Regions from separate parts of the Homo sapiens genome. Here region 1 is linked to region 2. A link is a contact called in ENCODE Hi-C or POLR2A ChIA-PET data. All regions are on one chromosome and are shown on one strand. The core of a region is the stretch at or near the end of the contact, and the rest is flanking DNA. Distances in the headings are between cores, read along the strand shown.

Region 1 (3,323 bases), core at 15-2,514, 57 kb after region 2:
TTTTCTAACTGAAAGCATAAATTATAAAGAGATTGCACATGGTCATTTCTACTTTATCCTAATTAAGTGGTCTGAGATTTGAAAAAAAAGTAATAGACTTACAATATTTTTATGACTTATTTTTTAAATAAATATGTCAGTAAAAACTTCCCTGGGGAAAAAAAATTCTTGAGGAGAAAAGAGTGTTTGGGGTTTTTTTTTTCAGTTGTATGGCACTGCTTGCAAATGAAAGGATTCGTTGTGTGCCTCACATGCCCAAAAAGGACAGCACGAGCATTCTAACTTAAGGACTGGTTTAAATATGACCTAATGAACTAAATATATTTCTGTCTGGTATTCTTAGGTTACTTTACTTCTAAGGTTGTTTGAATGCATTTATCCAGCTCTCCTATCAAATACATGCCAGGTTAACCCTGTGAAGGTTTTCCTGTATGATTCTGAGAATTTCTTTATAAGAACAGGGTCTTGATAGTGAAGGTTCTTTCCCCAAAGTGCAAGGCCTTCTATTTTGATTCAATATCAACATAATGCTTTTTTTTTTTTTGAAAGTGACTTAAGTACTAAAGATTATCCTCAATAGTAATTCTACTTAGACATATTTTGGTTGAAGAAATTTAAAGAGTTTATTTTTTGTAGGAGCACTGTGCTGTGATCATGAAATTTTTGCAAAACTAACAGAAAATGATAAACAGTTAAGAACTTCCAGCTAGAACAATAGGCTGTTTCCTTTTTTTAAGTCAGTTTGTCATCCTTGCTGATTGACAGTCTCCAATTGTTTTCAGAATTATTAGTCTCACAGTATTTCAGAATTACGCTGTATAAAAAAGTACATTAAATTTAAACTTAATAAAATAAGTTTCGCAAGCTCAGTCAAGACAGGGAAGTGAGAATATGATTATTCTTCCAAATTTACTATTTCCACCAGCGGTCTCAGTTCAGCATCTGAGAATATGTTAGGGGAAACTCAGCAAGTCAGTTCCTTTTGTTTTTCTGGCCTCTGACTTACTTGGATGGGAAATAGCCAAAAAAAAAAAAAATGCTGAATATCTCAGATATAGGTAATGGGTCTTCACCAGAACATAAAAATAGACCCTTATTAGCCATATCAGTAATGTGCTGTGTGGGGGATTTTTTTTTTCTTTCAATTCCTCTGGCAACAAACCACACACTGGGATCTGACACTGTAGAGTGCTTTCTCTTCTCTTTTTTTGGGGGGGGGAGGGGGTGTGGTTGCATATTTAAACTCTCACGCATTTATGTACTGAGGACTGCAGTGTAGGACTTTCCTGCAGAATACCATTTGATCCTATTAAGAATTGTCCAAATGTTGGAGCATTTGATTGAAAAATCCTTCTTAGCCATTTTAAAGGTAAGTTGTATGATTTTTCTTTAAATAAAAAAGATTAAGGGATTTTTCCCATCACCCAGATGACGGGAGGTGACACTACTGTATAAATACTCCTAAGAAGTTATATAGGAGGACAGGAAAAAAGGTAGTAACTGTTTTCTTAGTCACTAGGCTTTATCTAAAAATCAGGTTTGCATTATTTTCAAGTTATCAACCTTCCTATATTTTATGCTTAAACCATACCCAATGGCATTTCATGTCGTATGTATAAGTTAATATTTAAAGTGATTTATAATCCAATTTGGATTATTATAAAACTTTCATTTTATACTTAGGCTATTTATACATGATGTTTAAATGATGAAGATCATTATACTGCAGACCAATATAATGAGGTTAGATGTTATAAATGACTTACAGCTCTTATGTCAACATGTTGTCTAATATGCAATTATTAACTATTACTTTACAGAGTCATTAGCTTGTTTAATTTTCAATCTGAATTGCACAACTTTTGGTATACCTGACTTGCTCTACATGATCAAATGCAATGTGTATTTTGGATATGTGCTTTTTAAGTTCTTTTCTGTAATGAACAAAGATATTGTCATTGTTACTGGGAATAGCAAAGTATATTACTTTTAAATAATCTGAAATTTAATTAGTGTAAATTAGTAGAATAAAAATAAAGTTAATTTTTTTTCGATTCAGGAAGCTTATTACAAATAGTACTGAATTATTAGATGATGATGCCAAGTTGAAGTAAAGGAGAAATCAATTTGGAGGAATTAAGTAAAAGCCTCAAATTAATTATACATTAACTAAAATTATAAATAACTGTAAATGGCATAAATTCTCTAGAGTACATCCCAGTTTCTGAAATCATCAAGTAGCATATTGAAACCTGTTTTGTAAAGATTTGCATGTACTTTTTAGTCTTTTTCTGTGTGGTTTGAAGTCAGTAATGTGTGTTGAAGCTAAAAAATATTGCTTTAAATATTGGTTCACAAGGAAGCCAAAATGAAATATTTAAAAATGTTTGTTATATAGAAAGTCCAGTGGTCCTTTGGAATTTACAAGAAAATAAGAACTAAAGTAGAAATCATTTAATTTCCCAGACTCATTAGTGAACCAGAACAATAAACCAAACAGAGAACCATCAGATAATGGGTTAGCCTGGGAAGAATATTAATTACAACTGGAGGTACTTGCACAGAGTGTACTGAATTTGGAATTTACCTTGGAAGTTATAGTTGCCACCCTATTTTTTTAAGGAATTTTTTTAACCTTGTTTACTTTAACACATTTGAACCCTGCATGTGTGTGTATTTCCTGTGTGTTTCCTGAAAAGGAAAGTTTAAGATAATTCTGTAACTATCAGATACTTAATTCTGTAAGTATCCTTGCATCTAATCAGAAGATGTTTTTGTTCACTGGCCCAAGATGTGTCTGAAACTTGCAAGTAGCATTGTTCTAAACTAGTAGCTGTCTTTCCATTTGCATATTTTAATTCCATACATATATGATCACATTTCATTATAATCTAACTATTTTGCAAATACTCATTTCTACTTTTGTAAAATATACACATTTATTAGATTTTTAAAACACTTGGCCAATATGAAATAACACTTTACTGTTATGGTTTGAAATGATACTTCATAGTAATATTTCAAAATAACAATAACATTTTCTACAATATAAATATATATTATTTTACTTCATTTAATACTTGCAACCTTATTTGATGTAAGTAAACTCATTTTAGAGAAAACTGTATCACAGACAAACTTCAATACTAACACCCAGAACTGAATCTACATTTCTTGGCTTCAAGGTCCAGCATTTTTGGCATTACAAACTTTATAGTGTCTGTTTATAGTAGAATTTGGGGTGTGGAAAAAAGACATTAGCATTCTTGTCTAAGGTTCAAAAATTAAGAATGGGTCTAGATAATACTCTTTAAGTCAGTATG
Region 2 (3,362 bases), core at 579-3,078:
GAAATACTATTCTAGATGTATAAGAAAGAAATTATCGCACATAATGGATGAAAATCAGGGCTTGATTTTCTCGTGCAACCTCAGGACACTGTGTGTGCCAGAGCACTAGAAATAAAACCTAATAGTCTTTTTCAGGTGCAAAAAGACTATTAGAGATCTGGTGGTTTCTTCCTTTACATCACACTATCTGTGCACATCACAGGGCCCCACGTTGATGGAAGACCCAGGACTACGCTTTTCCATTTTAAATCAGTTTCCACCATCTTGGCAGCCTGCTTTCAGGGAGTCTGAAGCCGTGTCATCTCTCTGCCTTTCCAAAAGTGTTCAGTGGCATTCAGACTTAACTGTCCAACTGAGAGGCCTGAGGCTATGATCATAAAGTTGTTTCCATCAGTGCGAGCCACCACTACCTGCTCCTGTGGTTCTTTTATCTTCTATTCCTTCTGTAATGTGTCTCCCCTTATTAGCGGGAACCCAGGTCTTTGTCATCTTACTAGTCTCATGTCTCCTTCCTAGAAGCTGGAGATTGTTCCCACAATTCTCACTCTTAAAAATATTCCATACTTTTAAAATTTTTCTCCAGGTCATTAGCATCACTTTTTCAATGAGCATTAACTTTTACAAAAGACAGTAAGAGCAGTTGGCCTCAAGCAGCTTTTGTTTTTATCCCATAAAAATGAATATTTTTGACAAGGAAACTCAAAGGCCTTAGTATCTCCTTGGAAGAGGGATAAAAGGAGATACAGAAGGGACAGATAAAAATTAATATCTCAGAAAATTCTGTTTCTACAAAATTTGGAGCTTCATATAGGCAAGGAAAAGAGAGAATATGCTATTCTGTGAGTTAGTGGGGGACCAGGCCAGTAATGGGCCAGGATTTTTGAGTTGTGATGATAGCACAGAGAGTTCTGAGTCCTTACATCATGGTGCCTGATGCCAGAGGGCAAATGTTAGAAAATCAACCAAGATGATTTACGGGTCAAAGTATTATAGTGTGTCTGAGTCTAAGGATTAAAGCTAGTGCTCTTAAGAGAAAAATTTGAATTGAAGAACCAAGTAAAACAGATATCAGAATATTAACAGTATGGTATAGTTGGTTGGAACAAAAAAATTCCAGAGATATAAGGTTAGTGCTGATGAAGGCAGCAATCCCATTTTCCATTTTTATTATGGAAAAATTTTTTAAAAGCCCAAGGAGAAGGGAGCCTACTGTGCATTTGTGTCTTGATTTCATAGGGTTCAGTAAAGCAAGTTACCCCATTTGGTTGCAATGTAGGCCCCTGATACCAGGTATATCACAGTGGGTATCAAACATGTAGGTGTTAATGGAGTTGTGAGTCCCTAGATGGGACGTACCAAAGAGTAAGGAAGATCTGACTGGTAAATATCAGCCTCAAGGCTTGCTCTCTTGTGTGAGCCTAACAACAGCCCCTACCATCAGCTCACATAAGAAATACTCACGAGTATTTGGTTTGAATGGTATTCATTGGATTAGATAAAATATTCCAAATGAGATGGTCTATGTAAAGCCGTCATATCTGGTGCAAATAGATAATCAATATTCTTATATTAGGCATAGAATGTATTAGAGAATGTGCAAAGCAGCTGTCTAAGACCTTGTTAGGAGAAAATAAGTTCAGGAACTTTAGTTCATTGAAAGTGATTTTTCTGGTACAGAATCTAATACCTAGAAGGATTTATGAAGACAAAATTATGGACCCCAGTACTCAAAACCAGAGTACCAAAGTAAAAGCAACATCAACAGCAAGGCCTATTACAGAGGCAGCATAATTGCTCCCTGATCCAGAACATGGGACACTCCTGTGACCTAGAGGTGTGAGCCAGCCCAGTCCAGCATATTGGAAGTGACTAAGCCTCTGATGAAATAAGTGTTCTCACCTACAAATGCTAGGGTCACACGGTGTGTGAGAACCTGGAGAACCAATCTAGTCACATACAGTTATTTTGAGGAGAATGGAGAGTATCTCTTGGAGCCTAAGAGTGTTGATATGCCAATTTAAAAATAGTTTTGTCTTACACTAAAAATATCTGGATTCCAAAAGGAATGTGATTTTACTTCTAATCAGAAAAACTTGACAGTAAAGAGAAACACGCATGTACTCATATACACAATGGCAGCTATGCTTCTGATAATAAAGTCCTTAAAAACTTTTTTAACTGAATTTTTAATGTTGTTAACTGAGATAAGTGAACACAATGTGAAATTCTCAGAAAAATATGTTCTTACAAATTATCTTCCCAGACAGTTACATTGAATACATTTATCTTGCACAAAAGTTGCCTGATAGAAATATTGGGGCATGTATAGAGGGCTACATTAAAATGAGGAAGTAATGACCCCATCTTCTAGAGTATTTTCACTTTTACGCAGCCACATTTGTTCGTTTATACAGATGTGGAATCATGGATTTTCATCTAGCAAAATAGACAATATTTTCATTTATCCATTTATTCTAGAAATACGCAGCACATTTTATATTCCAGGCATGGAGAGTACAAGAATTATAGTCTACATTTTTGGCCTTTAAGAAGTTCACTGTCTGGTGGAAAAAAACAGGCCCAGAGAGAGAGCAGCATTAATACAAAATAGCACGACAACTGCAGGAACAGAAATACGCACAGGAAGCACTCAGGACAGGAAGATCCCACTTTTAGGGGTCCAGGAAGACACCTTTTAGGAAGTAACACTTGAGTCTAGAGGGGTTAGTAGGACTACAGCTGGGAAACTAAAGACTCTTTTGCACATCAAAGCATTATTTATAGAAAACAGCAAAATAGCAAGCATATTTATATTGTTTTTTTCAATATTAATATTACTAAACTGAAGTCTCTTCACACAACAGATATTCACAGGTGGTAATTACATGCAATCAACCATGCTAAGTGATGTTTTAAGTATTCCAAATTAAAACTGTTAAAACATATAAATTATTGCTTGGAAAACAGAGAGTCTCTAAGGGCTCAATCTAACAATAAAACTTGGTCATAAATATATAAAGTCATACACTTACTAGAATTATAGAATATTTAACATTGAAAAGAATATAGCAGAAGAAGCAATGAAATATATGTATTTTGCCATCATGTTCACTTATCTCAGTTAACCACATTAAAAAATTCGGTTTAAAAGCTAACAATTGAGATGAAACACATCACAATCCAAAGAGCGTGAAAGAGCCTCATTGAATAATGAAGTTTATGATGGCTTTAGCCAAACAAAGTAAACCTACAGGTAACAATAAAATAATTTTCAAGTTCTTCCAGATAAATAGCAGAATACTTCAGCCACCCATGAAGAACATCTTAAAACCACATGGTTCCATTAAAATAGAAAACATTCC

Evidence for each region. Hi-C counts contacts between places; a loop is a spot of excess contacts on that map. ChIA-PET counts read pairs that join two places held with the same protein, here RNA polymerase II (POLR2A). Pooled maps may share reads with other maps.
Region 1: a map of heart right ventricle shows a loop between it and region 2 (3-fold over the local background). The contact joins the promoter of CD36 here to the enhancer-like site in region 2. A Hi-C loop is called at or near these places in 8 of 168 maps with a recorded cell type or tissue (PC-3, Right ventricle myocardium inferior, gastrocnemius medialis and 3 more), 1 of 37 single-sample maps with no recorded cell type and 4 of 50 pooled maps. POLR2A ChIA-PET finds 5 or more read pairs at or near these places in 2 of 52 experiments (Panc1 and activated CD4-positive, alpha-beta T cell).

Annotation. Positions count from the first base shown.
Region 1 is chr7:80,637,378-80,640,700 of GRCh38, forward strand. CD36 (CD36 molecule (CD36 blood group)) reads left to right here and starts at 1,265. Exons shown (of 15, transcript NM_001001548.3): 1 at 1,265-1,369.
Region 2 is chr7:80,579,789-80,583,150 of GRCh38, forward strand. No RefSeq gene overlaps it. Among named protein-coding and RNA genes, the nearest start is that of CD36, 57 kb to the right of the region's middle. Within about 2 kb of position 1,829, at least 3 of the 41 ENCODE cell types and tissues checked have a DNase peak (open chromatin) inside an H3K27ac peak, as active enhancers do; they include gastrocnemius medialis and heart right ventricle, where a contact is called at or near this core.